Linked DNA regions of Homo sapiens: all the other regions are linked to region 1. The links are chromatin contacts, found by Hi-C or POLR2A ChIA-PET in ENCODE. All regions are on one chromosome and are shown on one strand. The core of a region is the stretch at or near the end of the contact, and the rest is flanking DNA. Distances in the headings are between cores, read along the strand shown. Region 1 holds the start of CBR4-DT (CBR4 divergent transcript). Region 2 overlaps MARCHF1 (membrane associated ring-CH-type finger 1). Region 3 holds the start of SPCS3 (signal peptidase complex subunit 3). Region 4 holds the start of TMA16 (translation machinery associated 16 homolog).

Region 1 (2,700 bases), core at 96-2,595:
ACACAAAAACAGTAAGAGCCACAAGACGCACCCCTAGGCCTCTATTCTCCCCATGCCTCCCTGATAGTAAATGAAGTATAATTTTGTCCATTCTGGTGATTAAACAAATAGCATCTTCGGATCTAACGTCCTATTTCTCCCTAAACTCAATGAAGAGTTATATTCACAAAATGACTAATCCATTCATAATAAGCCGGAAATAAAAAACCCTGAAGTTTAAATGCAATAAAAAAGAATTTGGCAGAACAAAGTTCAATTGTCCATTTGCAAAACTCACCAAAACAATTTAATAACATTAAAGCAAACCAGGTATATCTCAAAACTGGCTGGTACTCAAAAGGGTTTCTCTATCAAACACTGCTTTGTGCATTCGCGCAGGGCCAAGGCACGGCCCTTGGGCAAAACTGAAGGGAGCCGTTGGTACCTGCACTCCCACCTTTCCTGCCTGAACTCCTTTCGACCCAGCCCTGTCTCCGGGGGCCGAGAACTCGCCCTTTTCCCTACATTAAAAGTAAACTGTTACGTGGCTCTCTCCCACAACAGGGAAGCTCCTCAGCGTTAGCACTAGCCGCAGGGCGGAGGGTGCGTATAGCGGGGCCTCAAAAGACTACGAGGTCTCAAAGAACACCCCAAGTGTTCAGCCCTCGGCGGCAAGCTGCGTGGCCGGCATTCTGCGAGGCATAGGGAGATCGCGGGTTTCTGCACGAGACGCATTCTACCCTTGGAACGGGAGAGCGCCTGCACGCGGCTACATCGAGTAACCCTAGAGCCCTAAAGGCCAGACCCGCTCTTTTTACAAAGGAGATTTTCTTTAGGCGCCTGGACCGCGGCCATACAACTGGACAACTCCAGTTTGGTACCTACCGCCGAGGTCACCGGCGGCGGCTTTGGCCCCTTCCAGGTTTCTGGCAATGACCGCCAGTCGGTAGCCTTTCCGGGCCATTAACTGGGCCACAGCTCTGCCAATGCCTCGGGAGCCTCCAAAAACAGCACACACTTTGTCCATCTCGGAGTCACAAACTCGGAGGAAAGAGGGTAGGGAGTGGGAGCCCCTCTCCAGGTTCCCTCAGGCTTTTAAACAACCGCGGTTCCAAAAAAAAAAAAAAGAAAAAAAAAGGCAAACCGCAAAAAAAAATAACGCCGCTCGACACCTCCTGCAGCCGCACAATAGTAATGCAAGACGCCGTGAAAAGGAGGAAGAGCTCGACGTCGCCGCGTCGACGTCATCACGCACGGACTCTTCCGCGCCACACCTAACAAATACGCCGACGAGAGCTCCCCGCCGGCGGAAGAATGGCCTGGAGAGGGCCTCGATGCTTGCTGGGACCTGTAGTCTTGACGCATGAGAGCAACTGGCGCAGGCGCGCTGCTCGGTGGGGAATGTACTTGTGGCACTGAGGGGGATCCTCTGTCCCCGCTGGGTCATATCAGTCGGGATTCGAGCCCCGGTGACCAATCGACCCGGTTTGTTCGGAACTGACAGGGTTGTCAAGACGCTGGGCTTTCCCTGGCAAACCAAGACGACCTGATCACGTAGTTAGAACCCAGAGAAAGCATTACTGGGCGTGAGCCGGTCGGGGCTCCGGTATTTGCCCTTCGCCCAGGTGTTGTTTTGGCTACAGACTTGATGTCCTACCTGTTGAAGAAGTCCCCAAGAATCGCACCCACACCAAAACCTACCCTACCTGTTCCTCCCCCAGGTTGCTGTAGAAATGGACCTCTACCCGCCCAGATGTTACCATTCATCGCGAAGGGTGTCGTGAAGATGAATGCCCTGTCGAACATCATCCAGCAGGAGGTCAAGGAATTTTAACTGAATGATTGAATAGTCTTGCAAGATCTATGAAACAAGCTTCGGCTGCTGTAGAGAAACAAAAATGGGTTCCTGCAATTCTAAATAAGATGTACTGGGTGCTCTGAGAGTTAATAAGCTAAAAAATTCAATGTTTGTTACAATTATAGTGTAAACAGAAAGCATTTCTGATACAATATTATTTTACTAGATTCAGAAAAGTATGAGCCATGGTCCCTACCACTAAAAAAACTACAACCCAGAACTACAGGACTAATACACATGAAACACTAGGAGGTATCCAAAATCATACTTAGTAAAATGCAAAATTATATTAACACAAGAGCTCCGAGAAAATGGAGATCAGTGAAGAATGAAGGGGTGCATGGAAAAGCTGGATTTGAGGGCTGGATGAGGTTTGAAAAAAGGAAAACAAGAGCAAAAAGTCTATAAATAAGCAAGTTGAGCATTAATTTAAATTTGTTATTCCTATTCCATTTAGATCCAAAAAAAGATTTGAAATGGTTTGCAAAAATACATGAGTATTTGAATTTAAAAGGCAAAGAGGACCACTGCCCCTTCTCCCACAAGGCCAGAACAATAAATTAGGTCAGTGGAAAAAATACGAATAAAGTCATGCTATAAGAATCTATTTAGTATTAAAGAAGAGATTCATAAACTTAGAGTTTCCTGCCAGCGAAAGCAACAAAGGAAATATAATTACAAGTGGTAATTTCTGTAAGAAATCAGCCTCCTGGTTATGCAGCAGAGAAGCCTGAGCAAAACTCCCTCCTCATAGGTCCTCCTAAATGGCACACTAAGCATTGTAGTAGACAGTGAGCTTCATGAAAAGAAAAAGAGATTGTAAGGCTGTTTTCATAGCATCTATTAGACTTTATTAAAAGCAA
Region 2 (2,700 bases), core at 191-2,690, 5.5 Mb before region 1:
TTTAATGGTTAAGTGGGAATAGGATGTGATTAGATTTGTGTTTTTGTAAATCTGCTGGGATTACATTACTGAGCATGGGTTGGGTTGAAGTTGGCAAAACTGGAGAAAGTCTAGTCAAGAAGCTTCTGCAGTTTTCAAGTTAAAAATATGATAGTTTCCACATGGATGGTAGCCATAGGGAAGGAAAGAAATGGACAGATTCCAGAGGCATTCGAGACAGAGTGAATAGGATTTGGTGATTGATTTAAGGTAGAAGAGGAAGGAGATCAGAGTGAAAGCTGTGTATCTGGGTTTGGCTACTAGATGTTAGTGGTGCCGTTCCCACAGGTGTTAGAGTGAGAAGTGGTAGGGGATTATGCATTGCGACACGCTGAGACTTTCAAACAATCATTCAGAAGATAGGTGGATGTATGGGTTGGAGTACAGTAGGAGTGGGAAATGAATTTGGGAAGTTATCAGCGGGGGCCTACAGAATGAGCAAGGAGACAGAAAAATGGAAGAAAGCATGGAGCCATGAGTTTCTTGGTTTTTGGAGATATTTTTGTGGCTGAAGTTGAGACCATCGTGTTCATTGTAGGGTAAATGATTGCTATTCAGTCACATGTCTTAGAAATGTGGTTGGATAAAATAAATGTAAGAGAGGGGTTTTCTTATGGGTGTCTATGAGGGTCTATGTATACATGACGTGAGATTGCTTCCTCTTCTTACATCTACGAGAAGGGCTCTTAATTTTCTTTCCTTCTCATGTAGCTGGAGGAGAAGAGCTCTGCAGTTTACTACAAAGAGGCCAAGTGAGGGTGACCACTGGGAGAGGGGAGAGACTACATTACCTGGAGGAAATTTGTGGTTCTCAAATGCTGAGCTCTAAATGTGTCATCTAATCTAAGGGTATCATGTCTGCCCTTGATTGCTAGGAAAACACTAGAGTTCTAGGGTAAGACATTGGGTGAAGCGAGGTGGGGATGCCTTTTTGTTTTTCCATCCATATGCGACTGCAGGATGTACAGCACACTGTTTGTTACTTGGGCCAGTACCTATATCAAGAGAGGACATTGGATTTAAAAAAGAAAAAGAAAGTTCTACCCTCAGGGAACTTATTTAATAAGGATGTAATGTGACATTTTAAAATCAAGACTCTCTGAAACAGTACATAATGTAGTTGCAAACAATGTAGTTTGATATTAATGGTATGTAAATGAGTTAATATGGAATAAATAAACACATAAAAACAACCCACAAAACCCCATCCTAACTGTTTTTCTAGCATTTAGACTCGACACGGTAGTGCTTTCATTTTCTTCCAGAAAAGGACAGTGGCACCTGGAACGCTGTCACCATCCCCTCTTTGACGCACAGAAACCCCATCCACAATTCCTATCGTGGGTCCTGGCCTTCCCTTTATCCCCGCAGCCCCTTTCGGCTTTTTGAAATGCTCAGGGCGGTGCACGCTGGCGTGTGCTGCTGCCACCTAGAGGGCGAGTGTGAGAATGGAGCCTCCCCTTCTGTGTTTATGAATCCCCACGCAGAAATGCAGAAGTAACCAACCTTTCTGTGTTTTAATCTCCTCCTTATTTATATTTTTCTTACCTCCTCTCTTTTTTTGTTCTTTCATTTTCTTCCATTTTTTCTCTGGGTGTAGGGATGTGCAAACATTTTTCACAACATTACAAACTCAAAATGTTACTATCTGAACAATGTCTTTTCTAGAGGCATCAGTGGTTAAATACTGTTTCCTGCGGGAGTGTGGGGATGTTTCTCACTGTTTTACCACCAACGATTTAGGCTGGATAAGGTATGAAAACTTATAGGGCCCAATGAGAAACAGAACTGGGTCCTTTCACACATGAAAATAATATTTTATAGACATTGTGCTTTCTCTTTTTGTTTCTGTTTTAAGTGACTTACCCATTTTAATGTGAGAATATGCCTTACTGATTTAGAAACATTTTTCTTTGCAGACTTGACACCATCCTTCACAATCAAACTTCGCATGGCTAAAATGTCAAACCATGGTGCTAACCCACTCTATCAAACTATATAGTACTAACTAAAGAGCTATAACACATTCTCTACTGGAATGCCATCTCCTTCATGCTTTAAAGGAGAGATGACTAGAGTGAATTAAATAAAATGAGAAACCTTCATTTTTACAGCCATTTGCCTTTTCACATCAGGCAGAACTTGATCCTTATTCAGTTCCCAAAAAGCCCGAAGTGGTGTGTGCCATTTGTGTGTAACTGCCACTAAGTTTTATATGGATTTGATGAATTTCACATCTCAGCTTGGGACTCCATATAGTTAATGCTTTTTAATCAGAGTATTTTAATCAATAACATGATTAGGGAAGAATCAATAGCAAATACTAGCTTTTCTAGTGTATCATACATGATGAAGGCCTAACCTGGGGAAATAACTTCCCTATCCACCTCTGAGTATTGTCTTTAGGATCCAAGAGGGTAAGAAGAAAGATGTGCTCTTACCATTGTCATTGCCTTGCTTGATTTCCTCCGCTGTCCGGTCTATCAATACATACAAAGACCAAACCACACAGGTGATCGCGATTACGTGGAATGTGACAGAGCAGAATATTTTCCTCCTTTCACTTGTGGTCATCTGTAGTTTCTCCCACTGCAATCAGAAATGAAGGACACAAAACTGAATTGCAAACTAGGAAATTTTGCTCCTCTTTTATTTCCCAGA
Region 3 (2,700 bases), core at 43-2,542, 7.3 Mb after region 1:
GCCTGGAAGTTAAAAACTAAGATTTTAAACGCAACTAAGGATCTCTCTTTAGTCTCTATTTTATCGATTTTTCATTAGTTGGCTCTATTTGAGCAGGGAGTCTGCCTTATTAGTGCTGTATTCTCAAGGCTTAGAACTATTCCTGGTACACGGTAGGCACTTGGTAATAATCCTACCTGTATGGCTATACAAAAATTAATTGAATGGTCATGAATAATGCAAAGAAGCAAAAGCTTAACAAGAGACAACATAAGCCAGTATCAAGATCAGATGTTCACAGTTTTCTGGTTTGTTCCTGATCACATTCCAGGACAGATATTTTTGTTTGGTTTATGGACTGAAATTTTTAAAAAAAATTTATTTCAGCAGACCCTGAATCCATTTTTATAAAAACCCTTAGCTGTGAAAGGAACAAAGGTTTTGGCAGATAGTATAATCAGAGTCAGGATTGGCTCGGTTTGAACCCTAATGCCCTTCAGGATATTGAAAATGTGATAAAATAATTGCATTATTTATTAATGACCCAACGAAATTCTTATACATTATGCTGTAGAGCAATTCCGCAGCCATTATCTTCTTTGCTCCTAAGAACCCAGAAAGGTTATCCTTTTATTTATCAGAAATCACCATGTTAAAATGCAAATACTTAGGATCGGTAGCCTCAACCCTTATCTTCTAAAACATCTTTAGCTATCCATACAAAGCAAAGCATTAATAGGAATTGGACTGACGTTGGAGGTGGAAATACTGATGCACGTGACAGCTTTAAGGACTTGGGCGGCTAATTCCCCACTCCCCACTGCTCCTCAGATCCTCCAAAAAAAGCTCAAGTCCTAACTTTGACCAGGTTTGACAAAGAAGGGAGAGGACCAGGCGTTTTGTAAAGTGCTGCTTCCAAACGCCACCCGTCAGGACAGATTCTAAACCACCTTAACTTGCTGCCGGTTTCAAGTGAAAATAAATGGTACATAAGTAATCAAGAAGTCGCAGTCCCAGACCTCTGACCAAAGAACCGAAAAAGGACAGCGAACGACCGGTTCCCAATTCTCTGAACCCAAAGGTCGGAGAAGCAATTTAGAAGAGGAGGGGGTGGGTCTTCCACAACAAACCCCGCCCCTCCCTCACTCGTCGCTGATTGGTGGCGGCGTTAGGCCGCGACGGAGGGGCGGGCCCGCGGCTGAGTCTCTCCCTTTCCGCGCCGCCCCGTGCGCGCTGTGGGTGTGTTTCGGGAAGCGGGCGCGCGCGCGCTCGCGTCGGAGGACCGGAAAGGAGGCGGGGCTGCGGCGGCGCGCGCTCCCGGAACGCGCGCACCGCAGACGGCGCGGATCGCAGGGAGCCGGTCCGCCGCCGGAACGGGAGCCTGGGTGTGCGTGTGGAGTCCGGACTCGTGGGAGACGATCGCGATGAACACGGTGCTGTCGCGGGCGAACTCACTGTTCGCCTTCTCGCTGAGCGTGATGGCGGCGCTCACCTTCGGCTGCTTCATCACCACCGCCTTCAAAGACAGGAGCGTCCCGGTGCGGCTGCACGTCTCGCGGATCATGCTGTGAGTGAGGCCGGGCCGGCGGTGCAGGACGCCGGGACCGGGCTGGGGCGGAAGCCGAAGCCGGGCCGCCGCGCCGGGGCTGCCGTGCCGGGGCCGCGGGCAGGGCGTCCGGATCGCCCTCCTGAGCGGCAGTTCGCCCCCGAGGGCGGTCGTCAGGGGTGGACGTCGCAGGCTTTTCCGGCGTCCCCTCGGAACTTGCACCCCTCCACCGTAAATTCCCGGGCTTGCTCTTAAATTTTAATTTTGAGCGTTCCTCAGGTCGGTGCCTCCGCTTGCTTCCTGTTCCTCACTTCCCTCCACCCACGCCTGGCCAATGAGGGAGCAACACAACAGCAGAGCCGGCGCCGCCGCCCGCCTGGGCTGGCGCCTCCCGCGCGTCCGGTGCCGCTCGTGGTCCGCATGCGAGGCCCTCCAGGCGCTGCCGCCGCGCTCTGGGTCGGGCTTCCGTGGGGTTTCCTGGCGGCTCTGGAGGCCACAGGACGGGGTTGTCTTTGTGTCATTCATCACCCGAGTTTGCCCTGTTTGACATTCCCTTTACAGTTGTTGCCTTTGCACCTTCAGAAGGCAGTAAACAGTTGGAGCTGCTTTGAAGTTGGCCAGAGATGTTGGGCACTGAGAGAATTAAGCATCTTAGCCTTCTGATACAGCGAGATTTTTGTTTTGTTGGGTTTCTTTATTTCTTTTTCTTTTGCCAACCACTTGAAGAAGTCTGCGAAAACGCCAAAAAATGCAGTTCGAAATGACAGTGCCATTTCGCTATTGCCTATTTTGTCCTTGATTTTATTCTCTGGCACTTTTGTCTTTAATCGTCGTATTTTTCCATCTCTTGTTCTCATACCCTTCTACTCTATTTCCGTCTTACACAAGTTCTTTAACCTTAGTTTATTTCTTTGTCAGAATCGCCAAGAAGCCAGTTATCAAATAGCGAGCCTTCTCCCCCCACCTTTTTTTTTTTTTTTTAAATTACTGTACTGATGTTTGTTAGATATTGTTCGAATAGACCTGGGGTGGACATCAGCACTGCCATTGTCAGCCCTGTGAGGGTTAGAAGAGCTTGGTGCATATTAAACACTGAACAGATGTTAGCTGTTGTTGTCTTGAGCAAGTTTTCTTACCATTCTGGGCCTTAATTTCTTTTTGTTTAAGATGGAAGT
Region 4 (2,700 bases), core at 145-2,644, 5.5 Mb before region 1:
GCAGTGGAGTAGTGTACTTTCATTTAAAATAAATCTCTGCTTTCGCTGCCTTGCTTTATTTGTGTGTTTTGTCCAATTATTTGTTCAAAACGCCAAGGACCTAGCCAACTACCCTCAACTGTTAACAGCTGCACACACATATCAAGGCACACCAGCTTCACCCTGCCTGGAGCTTCTTCCCATGCCTAGTTTTCTCTTACAATTCCGGTCTCTGCTCAATTATCACTTCTAAAAGAGGACTTTATAGAGACCACCATGTGTAAAACAGCTTTTCTACATGCCCCCGCCAGCTAATTTTTATTAGAGTACTTATATTATTTGAAATAATATTTTTACATGCCTCCATCCCCTGGAAAATGAGCTGAGTGAGGGATATTGTTGGAGTATCCCCAGTACCAGGCACACAGTAGGCATTCAATAAATAGTTTTTGAATGATTACATTGTCTACGGAATTCTAACATGTATGGGTGAAACAAAGACTCTCACATGCTGTGAGAAGAAAACAAAAACTGGGTTGGCAGAGGCCTTGAATATGAGGAAGTGGCCTTTCCGGATAAAGAAACTAAGACTCGGCCGGGCGTGGTGGCTCAGGCCTGTAATCTCAGCACTTTGGGAGGCCGAGGCGGACGGATCACCTGAGATCAGGAGTTCGAGACCAGCCTGGCCAACACGGCGAAACCCCGTCTCTACTAAAAATACAAAAAAAAAAAAAAAAAAAAAAAATTAGCCGGGCGTGGTGGCGGAGGCCTGTAATTCCAGCTGTTCGGGAGGCTGAGGCAGGAGAATCGCTTGAACCCGGGAGGAAGAAAGAAAGAGGGAATGAGGGAAGGCGGGAAAGAGGGAAAGAAGAAAAGAAAAGAAAGGAAAGAGAAGAGGGGCGGGGCGGGGCAGGGCAGGGCAGGGCAGGGCAGGGCAAAAAAAGACTCAGTGCAGGAAAGGACTTGCCCAAGGTAATCTAGTACGTGGAAAAGCGGAGGGCAGGAGCCTGTGCCGTGCAAGAGCTCCGGGGAGCCAACACCGAGCGGCCCTTTTGAGAGGGTCCCAGCCCCTGAGATGCGGGAGCCCGCAAGAGGGAACCTCTTGTCTGAAGAGGTTGCTGCGCTCTGGAGTCGTGCTCTGGGACAGATGGGCAAGCTCCGCTCTTGGGGCCGGAAGCGTGTAGCGTCTCCACCCGGGCTCCAATCCCCAGCCTCGCACTCAGCACCAGGCAGAGTTCAGCCTCCCGCCGCAAGCTCCCTTCCGCCGCTCCCGGCGAGCACGCAGGTCTGGCTGTCCGTTGGGCTAGAGCTTAAAAGCCCAACACGGGCGAAAAAGACGCGGTCTCAGTTAACGGGGACGCTTTAGAGAAACGCACTCGCCTCTCCTGTTCCGGTTGGGTCGGCGCGGGCTTCTCAGGCGCCACGTGGGATTCGGCCCGGGTGCTCTTGTGAGCTGCTGCTCCTGCGGTTGGTGAGATTACCTGGGTCTAGAGTGCGGAGCTGCTCCGTGGCCACGAGGACGTCACCATGGTGGGCCCCCTCCTGCTCCCCCGAACCGCTCGGTTGGTTCCCCGGAAGGCTCTTGTTGAGCAGGCAGAGAGGGAGGGTGCGGTTTCGGGAACCTAGGAGAGGGGAGGATGCAAAGTGTTTATTTTCAGGGAGTGTGCGGGGTGCGGGGCGAAGCCTCTGGGAGGCGAGTCCCAGGCCCAACGCCTGGACCTTAGAGTTCCGCGTCCGAGTGCTGAAGTGCTCACACGTCGCCTTGCTCCTCTTTGCCTTGTGCCTAACTTCTCGCTAGTCACTACTTCCTGGGGGAAACCCGGCACCTTTCCATTGTAACGCATCGAGGAGTTTGGCAAAACTTCTGAGATCGCTGGCCCTACACACCTCTGCCTCTCTGGCCTGGGTAGACTCAGTATGTGGGCTTAGTCGCCTCTTCCTCGGCGTCCGTTCACCTCTCGTTAGTGCCCTGAATCCTGCCGTTACGCCCCCATTCGCTCCAGGGCACTGAAGCAGTTTTGTTGTTTTTATTAAAAACTGAGTAGATACAAAAGAGTGTTACTAAAGCACATTTCAAGTGTAAAGATGAACAGTTTCAGGAATTCTCGTTTACCCATTTTGTAGTTTTAAGAAATAAAACATAGCCTTTGAAAGCCCTGTGTTACCTTCTTTGAACTTTCAGGAAACCTTAAGAAGCAAACATTATCTAAGTTTTGTATTTATAATTTCACTACTTTTCTTTATAGTTACTACATATATTTGTATTTTGAAACAGTATGTTGTTTCTTGCCTATTTTTTACGTAATCGTTGTGTTCTTGAGAGTAATTCTTGCATAGAAACATGCTTTATAAATTTTTTTCAATTAATTTTTAATAAAAGCAAAATTTTAAAAGTTTATAATCTGGTCAGAAGTTACGATATTGTGTCCACAATGTGGCCTCTTTGTTTCTTTTCATTTTTTTCTCTTTTCATTGTATGCCATTTTTGTCTTACAGTCTGGTTCTTTCGTTGTTTCGCGAGTTTTTTGTGCTTTATTTTGATCCACTGCTGACGCATATTTTGTACTTTAGATTGTACACATTTGTGTAAATTCAGTGTTTGCTTGTCACTTTGCTTGTGGGATTTCCAACTCTTTATAGTGTTAGTTTTTTTCCCCTTTTCAGAGTGGAATATGAAAGCAATTACATCTCATTGTGTTTGAGTGATTGGGGAGATAGATT

The links. Hi-C counts contacts between places; a loop is a spot of excess contacts on that map. ChIA-PET counts read pairs that join two places held with the same protein, here RNA polymerase II (POLR2A). Pooled maps may share reads with other maps.
Region 2: a pooled map shows a loop between it and region 1 (3-fold over the local background). The contact joins the enhancer-like site here to the promoter of CBR4-DT in region 1. A Hi-C loop is called at or near these places in 3 of 50 pooled maps.
Region 3: a map of CD4-positive, alpha-beta T cell shows a loop between it and region 1 (28-fold over the local background). The contact joins the promoter of SPCS3 here to the promoter of CBR4-DT in region 1. A Hi-C loop is called at or near these places in 2 of 168 maps with a recorded cell type or tissue (CD4-positive, alpha-beta T cell and CD4-positive, alpha-beta memory T cell) and 6 of 50 pooled maps.
Region 4: a map of B cell shows a loop between it and region 1 (40-fold over the local background). The contact joins the promoter of TMA16 here to the promoter of CBR4-DT in region 1. A Hi-C loop is called at or near these places in 1 of 168 maps with a recorded cell type or tissue (B cell) and 7 of 50 pooled maps. POLR2A ChIA-PET finds 5 or more read pairs at or near these places in 2 of 52 experiments (AG04449 and CD8-positive, alpha-beta memory T cell).

Annotation. Positions count from the first base shown.
Region 1 is chr4:169,009,084-169,011,783 of GRCh38, forward strand. CBR4-DT (CBR4 divergent transcript) reads left to right here and starts at 1,346. Exons shown (of 2, transcript NR_185919.1): 1 at 1,346-1,373; 2 at 1,701-1,977. CBR4 (carbonyl reductase 4) reads right to left here and starts at 1,172. Exons shown (of 5, transcript NM_032783.5): 1 at 865-1,172. The coding sequence starts at 1,006. RefSeq lists enhancers at 173-1,122, 1,222-1,551.
Region 2 is chr4:163,543,116-163,545,815 of GRCh38, forward strand. It overlaps MARCHF1 (membrane associated ring-CH-type finger 1), which reads right to left. Exons shown (of 10, transcript NM_001394959.1): 9 at 2,481-2,628. Among named protein-coding and RNA genes, the nearest start is that of TMA16, 50 kb to the left of the region's middle. Within about 2 kb of position 1,441, at least 4 of the 41 ENCODE cell types and tissues checked have a DNase peak (open chromatin) inside an H3K27ac peak, as active enhancers do.
Region 3 is chr4:176,318,674-176,321,373 of GRCh38, forward strand. SPCS3 (signal peptidase complex subunit 3) reads left to right here and starts at 1,293. Exons shown (of 5, transcript NM_021928.4): 1 at 1,293-1,546. The coding sequence starts at 1,404. SPCS3-AS1 (SPCS3 antisense RNA 1) reads right to left here and starts at 1,837. Exons shown (of 4, transcript NR_186171.1): 1 at 1,472-1,837. RefSeq lists an enhancer at 1,104-1,604 and silencers at 1,587-1,706, 1,827-1,896, 1,927-2,006.
Region 4 is chr4:163,493,296-163,495,995 of GRCh38, forward strand. TMA16 (translation machinery associated 16 homolog) reads left to right here and starts at 1,395. Exons shown (of 7, transcript NM_018352.3): 1 at 1,395-1,509. The coding sequence starts at 1,507. It overlaps LOC124900805 (a long non-coding RNA gene), which reads right to left and starts at 1,929. Exons shown (of 2, transcript XR_007058354.1): 1 at 1,867-1,929; 2 at 1-1,601. RefSeq lists a cis regulatory region at 1-4 and enhancers at 1,286-2,188, 1,652-1,791, 1,822-1,971.